Regions from separate parts of the Homo sapiens genome. Here region 1 is linked to region 2. The links are chromatin contacts, found by Hi-C or POLR2A ChIA-PET in ENCODE. All regions are on one chromosome and are shown on one strand. The core of a region is the stretch at or near the end of the contact, and the rest is flanking DNA. Distances in the headings are between cores, read along the strand shown.

Region 1 (6,496 bases), core at 2,141-4,640, 87 kb after region 2:
GATTCTTTCTAGCAGGTGGAATCTTAGGGGACTTTCACTTTCTACATTTGTTTCTTTATTGTACAGCAAGTAGTTCTACTTTTGTAATCCATGAATATAAATCTTTTTAAACATGATGACTTCAAGTGATAAAGATATGCTAGACATGACCCGCTATCCTGGAGCTTCCAACCCAGGCCAAGTGAAGGACCCTGAGAGGAGCACAGTTTCAAAGTTGAGACGTAGTTTGGTGTGAGTGGGAAAAACTACAAGTGGTTCAGTATTTCGGTCTGGACAGGTGGAAAAATAGGAAGGGTCAGTTAATTACTGCTTCCATGCCATGCTGAGATGTTTAGGGCTTCTCGGTGAGCTAGGGGCTCCAGGCCTTGGGTAAGAACGTGGACAAGTCTCAAAATCTAATGTGTTAAACTGTCTTTTGACAAAACAACAACAACAACAACAACAACAAAACAGGTATCTGCAGTGTACACAAAATTTACTTACAATTTCAAGAAGTTCACAGACCACGGGGAATATATTTGCATGTTCTCAATTAGGAACATCCAGGCATTAGAAACCACGGTAAGTGTTTTTAGAAGAGTGTTCTAATCATATTTAGAAAGTTCCCGCTGAAGTAGAGGGTGAATGGGAGAGCAGCAAGACTGAAATGAGATGGTGAGTTTATCTAATATACTGGTGGCCAGAGATAAAGGAATACATTATACGGCAGTATCATTAAGGTTAGAGACAGAGATTTGACTATGACCTTCACTTGGCATCCTTAGGTGAGCTTGTCAACCTTTCATAACTTCAGGTTCTCTTCTATCAATGGACTTGCCAGTGGTACCTCACAGTCTCTGTAAGAATTAAAGTGAGATAACCCACATTTCATGATAAATAGAGTTTAACTACTTTCAGACAATTGTAACAAAGAGGATCTCTTTGAATCTCTCAAACTGCCTCTGAGGGAGTGGATTATTACAGTTCAGGTAGTGGAATTGAAAATGAGGTTGGGAAGTGACCTACACCTTTTCTCCAGGCTTGCAATACAGGGAGACCTTGAGCCCAAAATATGGTGTCACCTGTCTCCAAGTGCCATGCATTTTTTCCCCAAGCAAACGATGCTTCCCACAGAGAGTGCTAGAAAAGTATAAAATATTACCTCTAATAATAATGGTGCAAGTTGTTTTAATTAAGCCAAACGACTGTTAGAGAAAACTTGATAATTCCTGTCTTCAGTCTTAGGATGGACCCTCAGAGAACAGACACAATTTATCATTGTCTCAACCTAATATCAGTTTCCCTTTCAATATAGACAAGGCAGCAAGAAGGCCGATCCTGTCCTTTATAAATCTAAGCCAGAAATTTAGATTCTACCCCTAGCACTTACATTTCAAGTATAAATCTAATTTCAAAGTACTTACCTTGTCAATATTTCACAGATTTTGAGAAAAACGTTATCATTCTTTTTGTTCTCTGAATACTCTATTTGCTTGCTATGCTGTTTCTGAAATAACACTTGGAAAGGCTATTTTCTGTTAGATTCTACTCTTTTATCTAATGCTAATTATGGATTCCTGTTTTTTTCTTATGATGAAAGATTCTGAGAGACCATTTCTTTCAGTATTTCTGAAGTTTATTTGGCTAGAGAACAGCCTCCACCTCCACTCCACGGCTGTCACTAACCCAGTGCAGAATACTTAACACCTGTGGAATACACCATGGAGAAACACAGGGTTCCTCCGTTAAGAGTTGTCTCTTACACCAAAGAAGACAGCTTAAAACTTTCAGTGTTCGAGCCTAGAAGCAGTAATCCAGTACTATTCTTACTGTCATAATCAGAGACCTACTCTAATACCTCTCTCTCGATAGTGTTTAGGGCTCAATACCTCCTAAGAAAAATGAACAACTGTGTCCAACTTATTTGTTAATAAGCAACTTCTAGCATATTGTATGGGTAATAAAACACGATTGAATATTTGTGGTGGGAGGTGCTGAAAGGGAATAGTTTGTGTTATTTTTGTTTCTCGTTTCTTCAGAAGTAGAAGTGTGAGTTGTATCAGCAACATATTCACTGTAGCATATTAATTCCTCATGTTTGCAAGACCCTTTTCAAGATGCCTACTTTCACAGATGTGAAATCTCAAATGCCTACACAACAGCCCTGTATGACATGTAATCCTATTTCTGGATGAGAAAATAGAGACTTAAGAAGATAAGTGAGCAACCTTGTAGAGGTACCGCTGCTTAAAAACAGCAGAACGTTGAAACTGGGGTGTGCTGAGTTGGGCATACTTCTTCACTGCAATGCCTCTCGGGGTTTTGATATCATTGTCTCCAAGACTTTCTAGTTCTCTTACTGTGCGGCTGTTTGGATTTTAGTCTGAGTCTATTATCTAAGCAAAGATTTCTTTTATCAGAGTGGAGGTTTGCTGCCAAATAGCAAAACAAAGACATTGTGAAGCAAACCTTTCTCTTAAAAAAAGACATTCTTGTAAGTATCAATCTTAATCACTAATATGTTTGTTTCTGAAATACCCGAATCTCTTACTAAAGGCAAGTTAACGTTATATGATCCACAGGTGAGTTACTGAGCGACAGATTTTAGAGGACTCCGTCAAAATTGTCTTAACATAAATCTCCTACGGGATTACCAAGTGCCAAGAACTTTAAGTATAAAGACAAATTATTCAGAGATCCTGTCTCTAACAACTCACAGTTTGGGAAGAAAGAGACATGAAAATAGGCAATTACAATAAAGTCTAAGCTCTAAAACACAGGTATGAATTCAGTGTTCTGAGACGGAAGAAGGCTGCCAAAAAAAGATGACCTGTAGTTTGATCTTGAAGAATAAATTGCGTACAACAGCCGGAAAAAAAAAAAAAAGAAGAAGAAGAAGAAAAGAAAGAAGGAAGAAAGTTAAAGGCATTTCAGGAGGAACATGTATATCTAAAAAACTGTTAAGAGGAAAGGCTGGGCGTGGTGGCTTACGCCTATAATCCCAGCACTTTGGGAGGCTGAGGGAGGCGGATCACGAGGTCAGGAAATCGAGACCATCCTAGCTAACATGGTGAAATCCCACCTCTACTAAAAATACAAAAAATTAGCCGGGCATGGTGGCGGGTGCCTGGTGTCTGTAGTCCCAGCTACTCTGGAGGCTGAGGCAGAAGAATTGCTTGAACCCAGGAGGCAGAGGTTGCAGTGAGCCCAGATCACATCATTGCATTCCAGCCTGGGCGACAGAGCGAGACTCTGTCTCAAAAAAAAAAAAAAAAAAAAAAAGGGAAAAAAACAGAACTAGGATGAGAAAAGAGAAGTAAGATATGGTCAATGCCAAGCCTGTTTTAAGTAATGGGAAGTCATTATGAGATTTAAAAATGGGAGCTGAGTTTTTATGAAAGTCATGCTTCTGAAGTAAGTGTATTGGCAAACATCTTCTAACACCAAGACCACTGACACTTTCAAAAAAAAAAAACGCAGCCAGATATCGTGGCATTCTGAGCAATTTAGTGGCTAATATGCTTTAAAAAGGACTGATGTTTACTAAGCATGGCAGAGCCTGCTAACTGCTCACCAAAATCCATTTCCTCCTCTTGCTGGGCACACTGCTAGACTACATTTCCCATGCTCCTTGCAGTTAGATGTGGCCTTGTGAGGCACAGGAAGGATGGAGACTGGGCCCTGAACTACCACATGGAGATAAGTCACTCGCTGGCCAGGCTGACCTGCCTTACGGCAATACAATATGCTCAAAGGTTAATCGTTGAAAGTCATGGGAAATTGAATGCTTTATATTCTTTCTATGTTTCTGTATTTTCCCTTCTTAAAATAAAGATTTTTTTTTTTTCAGCTGAAAATTATCTAAAACTGGTTCTTCTTTGCCATTCCTCTTTTCTTGCTAGGGGCCCAGGTGATTGTCATTCAAGAAAATACTTAATATGAAGCCAAATTTACAGCCAAATCTGGGTCTAAATCCCTGGTAAACATTATGGGTGGGACTATGCAGTAATGAAGACTTGCTTCTGAAACAAAATGTACACATGAATAGGACCCTTGATGAAGAAGGAAACTCCACTAGATTAAGAATAACATACATAACAGTATCTGTCATATTCATATAACACTTCATGGTATTTGATTATACATTTACATAGAAACCCATAAATACAGAAGACCTGACTATTCAGAATATCTTTAATCTTAGTTCTGCCTTTAAGTTGTCCAGTGATTTTGCTCAAATCATTTCCATTTTCTGAGCCTCAGTTTCTTTATGTGTAACATGTTATTTTCAAAGCTTCCTTTGGTTCTACTCTATCATTTTTTTGTGCCCATTTGTGCCCATAGTATGCAAGACACATATCATTACCAATCTTTAGAGTGAAATCACAGATATTCATATTTACAGATCCTTTGTAGTCTATAAAAATAGACACACTGAGTAAGTGGAAACCTCATTATGACAGAGATTTCCATTTATGAGAGGACTTAAGCCAGTTGTCAGCATCCCCTGAAACATCCAGAACTTCATTCAGCATTCTGAATCTGAGTAAGCAATGGGCAGGTCACAGGGTTTCTGCAGCCTACTGAACTTTCACTACACTTGGGGCATGAAATCAAGAACACACAAAGGTTAATCACCTTATCATCCCACTGCCCCTTTTCTGAGTGGAGAAGAAAAATATCCATCATCCTTTCTAAAGGAAAAAGGAAGCATGGGAAACAGCCCGCACTAAGGTGCAAATGGCTCCCAGGAAAACACCACACCATCTTGCATCTTTGTTACTACAATTTACCTACTTTAACCTGTGTGCTAAGGATCCAATTTACAAAATGGATACCCACTATCTGTCGCAATGTCAGCCCCCTGAGTTCCTCTGGGGCTGACCTTGGCGTGATCATTTTTCTTTCTTGAGTGCTTACCTGCTGTTGATTTCTTTGTTACATGGTGTTAGATAACTCAAATTTACTGCAAATCTGAACCTTACCAGAAAAGCACCGCTCAGGCGGATAAAACACCGGGAAAAGGCAGCCAAGATATTCAAAAAGATTACATGATAATGAATACTCTATCACTCTGGGTACCAGAGCTGCTCATTTTTCTTGTCCATTTGTAGTGATGTACAAGAGGTTCCTTCCCTCAGAGGGAAAATAACTTCAATTATGTGTTCTTGAAAAAAAAGAAACATTGAAATTATCTTCTTTTCAAAAGGTAGAATTAGCCCCGTTTTAGAGCTGAAAGCCTGCCAGAAAAAATATATTTCTGATATTTTCGTTCTTTTCCCCCCTTCTATTTAGCTGTGTCAAGTCTGCAGTTTGCAATTTCCTGTGGCTGCTTCTACTTTTTGACTCTCACTGAATTATACTCTACTCTCAACATCTCACTGCTTAAATGGAAGGAGAACCCCTTCTGGCCAGGGGCAGATGATTTGCTGGATACCTCTTCTGTTTCAGGTTAAAAGCGATGGCCACAGAGAAGGAAAGAAGTGGAAGGTGGATACCTGACTATCTGAATTGAAATCTTCTAAATGAACACTCCTCACAGCTCCTTGGGATTAGAAAAGCATGCTCTTGGTTCTTCTATTCTTATGTTCCATTTTATTGAAGAATGAATTTTAAGGACACAAAGAGGAAGACCCAGAAATTTTGACTTTAAAAGTTTGATTCTTGCTTTGAAACTCATCCCAGTTGATCTTCAACTTTCGAAATCTTGATTTTCTTAAAATCTCTACTTCCTCATATTCCCTTTCTCATGCCATGCATCGATGCCCATAAAATGCCTTTTCTTAAACCAAATTTGGAGTCATAGCCAAGGATGGATGATTCTGAATTACAGACAGGAGGAGTTGTTGGAAGAGTTACTGCAGCTGGGAAAAGGCCTGGGCATCCAGTCAGGGGGCCCTGGTCTCTGCACACAAGGGTTTTATCTAGGCTGAGCTGGGGGAAAGTGAGGTCTCTCCACACCCACCTCTCTCCGTCTCCACGTGTCAAGGCAGCTATAATAGTGCCTGGGCTTGGAGCATCTGGCTCTTAGGCCTGATGTCTAAGATACTACTTAAGTTCTCCAGTGATTTCTTTTTCTATTGTTGATTTTCTCATATATAAACTGGAGAATAATAATATCTGATTCATATGAAGAAGCTTTGTAACATATTAAATATCAAATAGATGTCAGTTATAATTATCAAGAGGGACAACTTAGAAACCACTAACAAAGATGATTTTCTTCTTGGAAGCAGAATGTTTGCAGAATGAGATCTCTCCAGTAACTCTCCACTTTTCCATCTGCTGATAAAGGACTTCAGTGTAGTGTACCCGAATTTCACATTAATTGTTGCTTTAGCAAGGGATGTAATTACTCTGAGTACTTTTTAGCTACAAATCTTGAAATTCATGCCATTTGGTGAACGTATGCCTTGCTGCCTCTCCAACTATTAATTCTTGTACAGTCTCGCCTTTAGGACCAAAAGACAAATAGTAAAGTAAAGCTCATGCTTGGCTATTTAGAGCAGAGCAGCCT
Region 2 (6,364 bases), core at 515-3,014:
ACTTTAAAAATACACAACACACACACATTTATTCATTTAAAAATTCAAAAATTCAACTGTCATAGAAGGGTAGAGAATGAAAAGTAAAACTCTTTTCCAGAGATAATCACTAAAAGATTGGGTAATACTTATACAGGCATGTATCAGATTGCTTATACATGCCTGTATAAGCATGTACACACACACACACGCACACACCACACACACATTCACATATAAACACTCATGTTTGAAATTTTTCTTCAAACACAAATCAGATCCTTTATGTCCTATTTTGTACCTTGTTTTTTCCTAAAATAGTTTTTAAGGTGTCTTTAATTAGCATATATAGATTTGTCTTATTTTTCTGATAGCCTCCATGTTATTATTGCATGCAGTTGCTGTACTTTATTTTACTAGTCCTTTTATTCTATCATAAAAATGTTGCAATGTGTATTCTGAAACAGAATACCACTGTGCCTTTATGCAAATACGCCTACTGTCTGAAATCGAGTTGCAGGGTCAAAAATAGTGCACACCTAAAATTTTGAAAGATAGTGCTAAATTTTGTTTCGAAAAGGTTGTATTAATTTGTACTCCTATCACAAGCCCATGTGAGTACATGCTTCCCATACTTTTGCCAATACCAAGCATTGAACTTATAAATGCCGGCTGGTCTGAGAATGAAAAAATAATATTTTAAACTGTATTTCTTTAAATAATTTGAACATCATTTCATTGGTTCATTTGTTATTTTTATTTTCTCTTCTGTGAATTGCCTGTTGATAGGTTCACTCTTTTTGTCTAATAAATGATTCTTTTAAAACCAATTTCATGAGATTTTTAAAATATATAATCAAAATTATTGGCATCAATGTTGATTATTCCTGTAAACATGAATAAGTAAGTGAGCTGGTTTCCAACTTTGTGAGGATTAAATGAGAAAATGGGTTTGCAAGCACATCAAAAGCTGGAAAGCACCACAGACACATAATTCTTGTATGTTAGGAAGATTTATTTACGTGAATGTTTTGAATCATAGTACATGCATAATCTGGCCACACCATGTGACAGAACGAGGTAAGTGCTTACTGTCATAAAGTATAAGACCGATTAAGGGAATAACCTGAGTAGCTCTTTTTGAATTAAATGTACAGGCTTAGTCAGCTGCTCAAGGCCAGCCCCCTGGGCCCAGCTTTCCTGATTTTCAGTTCAGTGTACTTTCCTCTAAATCAGACATGTTATAATAACCGTTCAACAACAACAACAACAAAAAGGGTTCCAGAACATTGCAATAAAGTGACTATTGAATAAAGTGTGTCACACTTATTTTTTTGGTTTCCCAGTGCAGTAAAGGTTATGTTTACACTATATGGTAGTCTATTAAGTGTGCAATAGCATTATGTCTAAAATAACAATGTACATACCTTAATTAAAAAATACATTGTTGCTAAAAAAAAAACCCAACAACAACAAAAGACTCACTATGGATGAGGTAACACATTCAGTAAAAATAACTGAGGTTAGTGGCCACAGACTGGGAGGAACAGCAAGGTCTACAGGGATGGAGTCAGCAGGCACAAGAGCAGCCACAGAAACTGAGAAGGGGCCCCAAAGACTGATGATGCAACACGGACAGTCAGCATAAGTTAGACCTTGATTCATTCTGGTCTATACTATGTGGGAAAGATGAAGAAAATGGAAAAAACAAAAAATGAAATGAGTGCTGGCAAGATTCACAGGAAATGACTAAAAGGTTTAGAGCCGGGGGGGCGTGCTGCAGGGTTGTAGGAATCGGAACCATTTAGCCAGGATGTGATCATTTACCCCACTGCTACCCCTTTGATGCTTATACAAAGGGTTCTGTAGTCAGTGATGTCATCCTTCTTCAACTCAGTACAGCCCCAGAGTCAAGAAACACTTACTCGGTGCTTACTGCAGGATGCAATGAGAAACAAGACATCAACCCTCCCCTTAGGGAAAATGTATAGCTACTGAGGTATGTGTCAAATAGGTAATTTAAATACAGTCTTCTAAATGCTATGATGAGGAAAAGCAGAGGATGCTATTACAGGATGATGGGGAGGATAAGGCACAAGAATCACACATACTTGAGGGAAAAGTGATGTCTAAATGGAGGCCTGAAGGAGGAGAGTTTTTGGCTAGGTGATTGGGATGGAGATGGGAAAGCTACACATTCCATCAAGGACAAGTGTTTACCCAGCCACAGGCATGAGACAATCTCTCTGTTTTGGGTGTGTGTTTAGGTATGTGTGCACAAGTGGATGTGCATGTGTGTGCATGTGGCTATGAGCTCTTTACATGGTAGTGTGAGGAGTATGAACTGTCTCTTCCAAGTAATGAAAAGTCACTAGAAAACACTGAAGGAACTTGTCTCATAAATGAAAGAAGATATAAAGGAAGCCAAAGTATTATGTCAGAAATTGGTTAATAAGTGGATAAGAGGGGATACTGAAGGAAGAGGAAGGATACAGGCCAGCTCCTGTGCCTTTGGTTGGAGCAACAAGGTAATGCCATTCATGGAAAAGGAACACAGAGAGGAGCAGGTTTAAAAGGGAACACCTTGGGTTCTGTCTGAAACTGTTGCATTTGTGGGCCTATGGGCCAATCTATGAAGACTGCAGGCTAAAATGATAGATACATATCTGGAGCTTACAGAGAGATCCAGCTGCAGATTTTGGCCAGAGAGTTCTCAGCACACAGATGATATTTGTACTCACGGAAGCAGATGAAATAACTCAGGAGTACAGATTGAGACAAGAAGGGAGATTAGGGCAGAACTCAAGAAAAATGGAGAATTTAAGGAATGAAGAGAGGAAATCTATTAAAAACGGTAGAAAGTTGTGTACAGCGATAGGAAGAAAACCCAGAGTGTACGGTGCTATAGAAGTCAAATGAAACAAAGATAGAGTCAACATCTTTAAATGCTGCAAGAGCTCAAGAATGATAAGGACTGAAGAGTCTTAAGTGTATTAAACATCAAAGAGGTCACTGGTGATGTTCAGAAGTGTGGTGTAAGTGGAGAGGTGGGGATAGAAACTGAATTACAGGGAGCTGAACTGTTAGTAGAGCAAAGACAATAAAGCTTAGATGTATGTGTGTGTGTGCGTGTGTGTGTAAGAGAGAGAGATCTAAAGTTGTCAAAGGGTTTTTAATTTTGATTTTAAATTTATATTTAATTAATTTTTCAGTTAATGTAGGAATTTTATTTCAAATCTAAAATTGCCTTTTCTATAAATTAAACTTTAAATTTTCTTATAATTGTAGATTCATATGAAGTTGAAAGAAATAACGTAGAGATCTAAGTACCCTTTATCCAGTTTCCCCCAACAATAATACCTTGTAAAACTATGGTACAATATTACAGCCAGAATATGAGATTGATACAGTCTATCAATCTTATTCAGATTTCTCCACTTGTCTGTATATATGTGTAAGTTCATGCAGGTGTGTGTGTATTTGATTTATGTAATTGCACTGCCTGTATAGATTAATGTATCTGCCACCATGGCAAAGATACAGAGCAGTTCCATCACCACAATGATCCCTTCTATTGTCCTTTTATAACCACAGCTACCCCAAACCCCCAATTCCTAATCCCTGACTTCTTGTCTCCCATCCCTAACTCCTGACAAACACTAATCTGTTCTCCATTTATATAGTGTTATTTCAAGAATGTTATATATAGAATCATACAGTATGCAGCCTTTGGGGGTTGGCCCTTCCCACTCAGTATAATTCTTTTGAGATTCACCCAAGGTGTTGCATATATCAACAACTCCTTCCTTTTATTGCTAAATCGTATTCCAGGGTAAGAATGTGCCACCGTTTAACCATTCACCTGTTGAAAGACATCTGGGTTTTTTCCAGGTTGGGAATCTTACAAATATAGCTGCTATGAACAAATATTTGATTTGTTCATTTCCCTGGGATATACAAGTCTTCATTTCCCTGGGATAAATGCCCAGGAGTGCAACTGCTGGGTCACATGGTAGTTGCAGGATTAGTTTTAAAAGAAGAAATTCCCAAAACTTTCTCTAGAATGGTTGTTCCATCTTATATTCTCATCAGCAAAATATAATTGATGCAGTCTCTCCACTCCACATCCTCTTCTGCACTGATGGTTGGTTTTTTTTTTTTTTTTTTTTTTTTTTTTTGAGACGGAGTCTCACGCTGTTGCCCAGGCTGGAGTGCAGTGGCATGCTCTTGGCTCACTGCAACCTCTGCCTCCCAGGTTCAAACAATGCTCCTGCCTCAGCCTCCCAAGTAGTTGGGATTATAGGCACCCGCCACCATGCCCGGGTAATTTTTTTTGTATTTTTAGTAGAGACAGGGTTTCAGCATGTTGGCCACACTGGTTTCGAACTCCTGACCTCAAGTGATCCACCCGCCTCAGCCTCCCAAAGTGCTAGGATTACAAGCATGAGCCACCGGGCCCAGCCTGCACTGATGTTTAATATCATTAGCACTTTGAGAAAAGCAAGTCAAACTATAATGAGATAATTACTACACACCTATCAGAATGGCTAAGATAAAAAATAGTAACAAAACCATCATGGTACCTATTTGAGACATGTCAGCATACTGATGATATCTAAAAGCTTGGGAGGATATGAGGGTGACTAAAGAGAAAATTGAGAAAGAAAATGATCCCAGAGAGACTGGACAACTTAGGAGTCAGGGAGAATACAAAACAGCAAAGGTAACTGAGACATAGGTAAAGAGAAAATCAGCAGGCTGGTCCTATGGAAACAATGTGGAGATTCCTTAATGAACTAAAAGTAGAACCACCATTTAATCCAGCAATCCCACTACTGGGTATCTACCCAGAGGAAAAGAAGTCATACGAAAAAGATACTTGCACAAGCATGTTTATAGCAGCACAATTCGCAATTGCAAAATCATGGAACCAACCCAAATGCCCATCAATCAACAAGTGGATAAAGAAACTGGGATGTGTGGGTATGTGTGTGTGTGTGTGTGTGTGTGTGTATATATATATATGATGGAATATATATATATATATATATGATGGAATATATATATATGATGAATATATATATATGATGGAATATATATATATGATGGAATATATATATATGATGGAATATATATATGATGGAATATATATATATGATGGAATATATATATATGATGGAATATATATATATGATGGAATATATATATATGATGGAATATATATATATGATGGAATATATATATATGATGGAATATATATATATGATGGAATATATATATGATGGAATATATATATATGATGGAATATATATATATGATGGAATATATATATATGATGGAATATATATATGATGGAATATATATATATGATGGAATATATATATATGATGGAATATATATATATGATGGAATATATATATATGATGGAATATATATATATGATGGAATATATATATATGATGGAATATATATATATGATGGAATATATATATATGATGGAATATATATATATGATGGAATATATATATGATGATGGAATATATATATGATGGAATATATATATATGATGGAATATATATATATGATGGAATATATATATATGATGGAATATATATATATGATGGAATATATATATATGATGGAATATATATATATGATGGAATATATATATATGATGGAATATATATATATGATGGAATATATATATATGATGGAATATATATATATGATGGAATATATATATATGATGGAATATATATATATGATGGAATATATATATATGATGGAATATATATATATGATGGAATATATATATGATGGAATATATATATGATGGAAATATATATATATGATGGAATATATATATATGATGGAATATATATATATGATGGAATATATATATGATGGAATATATATATATGATGGAATATATATATATGATGGAATATATATATATGATGGAATATATATATATGATGGAATATATATATGATGGAATATATATATGATGGAATATATATATATGATGGAATATATATATATGATGGAATATATATATATGATGGAATATATATATGATGGAATATATATATATGATGGAATATATATATATGATGGAATATATATATATGATGGAATATATATATATGATGGAATATATATATATGATGGAATATATATATATGATGGAATATATATATATGATGGAATATATATATATGATGGAATATATATATATGATGGAATATATATATATGATGGAATATATATATATGATGGAATACTATTCAGCCATAAAAATGAATGAAATAATGGCATTCACAGTGACCTGGATGAAATTGGAAATTATTATTCTAAGTGAAGTAACTCAGGAATGGAAAACCAA

The links. A loop is a pair of places that touch in the nucleus more often than their neighbours do. ChIA-PET counts read pairs that join two places held with the same protein, here RNA polymerase II (POLR2A). Pooled maps may share reads with other maps.
Region 1: a loop to region 2 is called in a pooled map, with 8 times the contacts of the local background. The contact joins two enhancer-like sites. A Hi-C loop is called at or near these places in 10 of 50 pooled maps. POLR2A ChIA-PET finds 5 or more read pairs at or near these places in 3 of 52 experiments (BJ, WTC11 and activated T-cell).

The regions. Positions count from the first base shown.
Region 1 is chr3:188,698,710-188,705,205 of GRCh38, reverse strand. All of the region lies in intron 7 of LPP (LIM domain containing preferred translocation partner in lipoma), which reads right to left. Among named protein-coding and RNA genes, the nearest start is that of MIR28, 13 kb to the right of the region's middle. Within about 2 kb of position 3,390, at least 4 of the 41 ENCODE cell types and tissues checked have a DNase peak (open chromatin) inside an H3K27ac peak, as active enhancers do.
Region 2 is chr3:188,784,176-188,790,539 of GRCh38, reverse strand. All of the region lies in intron 9 of LPP (LIM domain containing preferred translocation partner in lipoma), which reads right to left. Among named protein-coding and RNA genes, the nearest start is that of MIR28, 99 kb to the right of the region's middle. Within about 2 kb of position 1,764, at least 2 of the 41 ENCODE cell types and tissues checked have a DNase peak (open chromatin) inside an H3K27ac peak, as active enhancers do.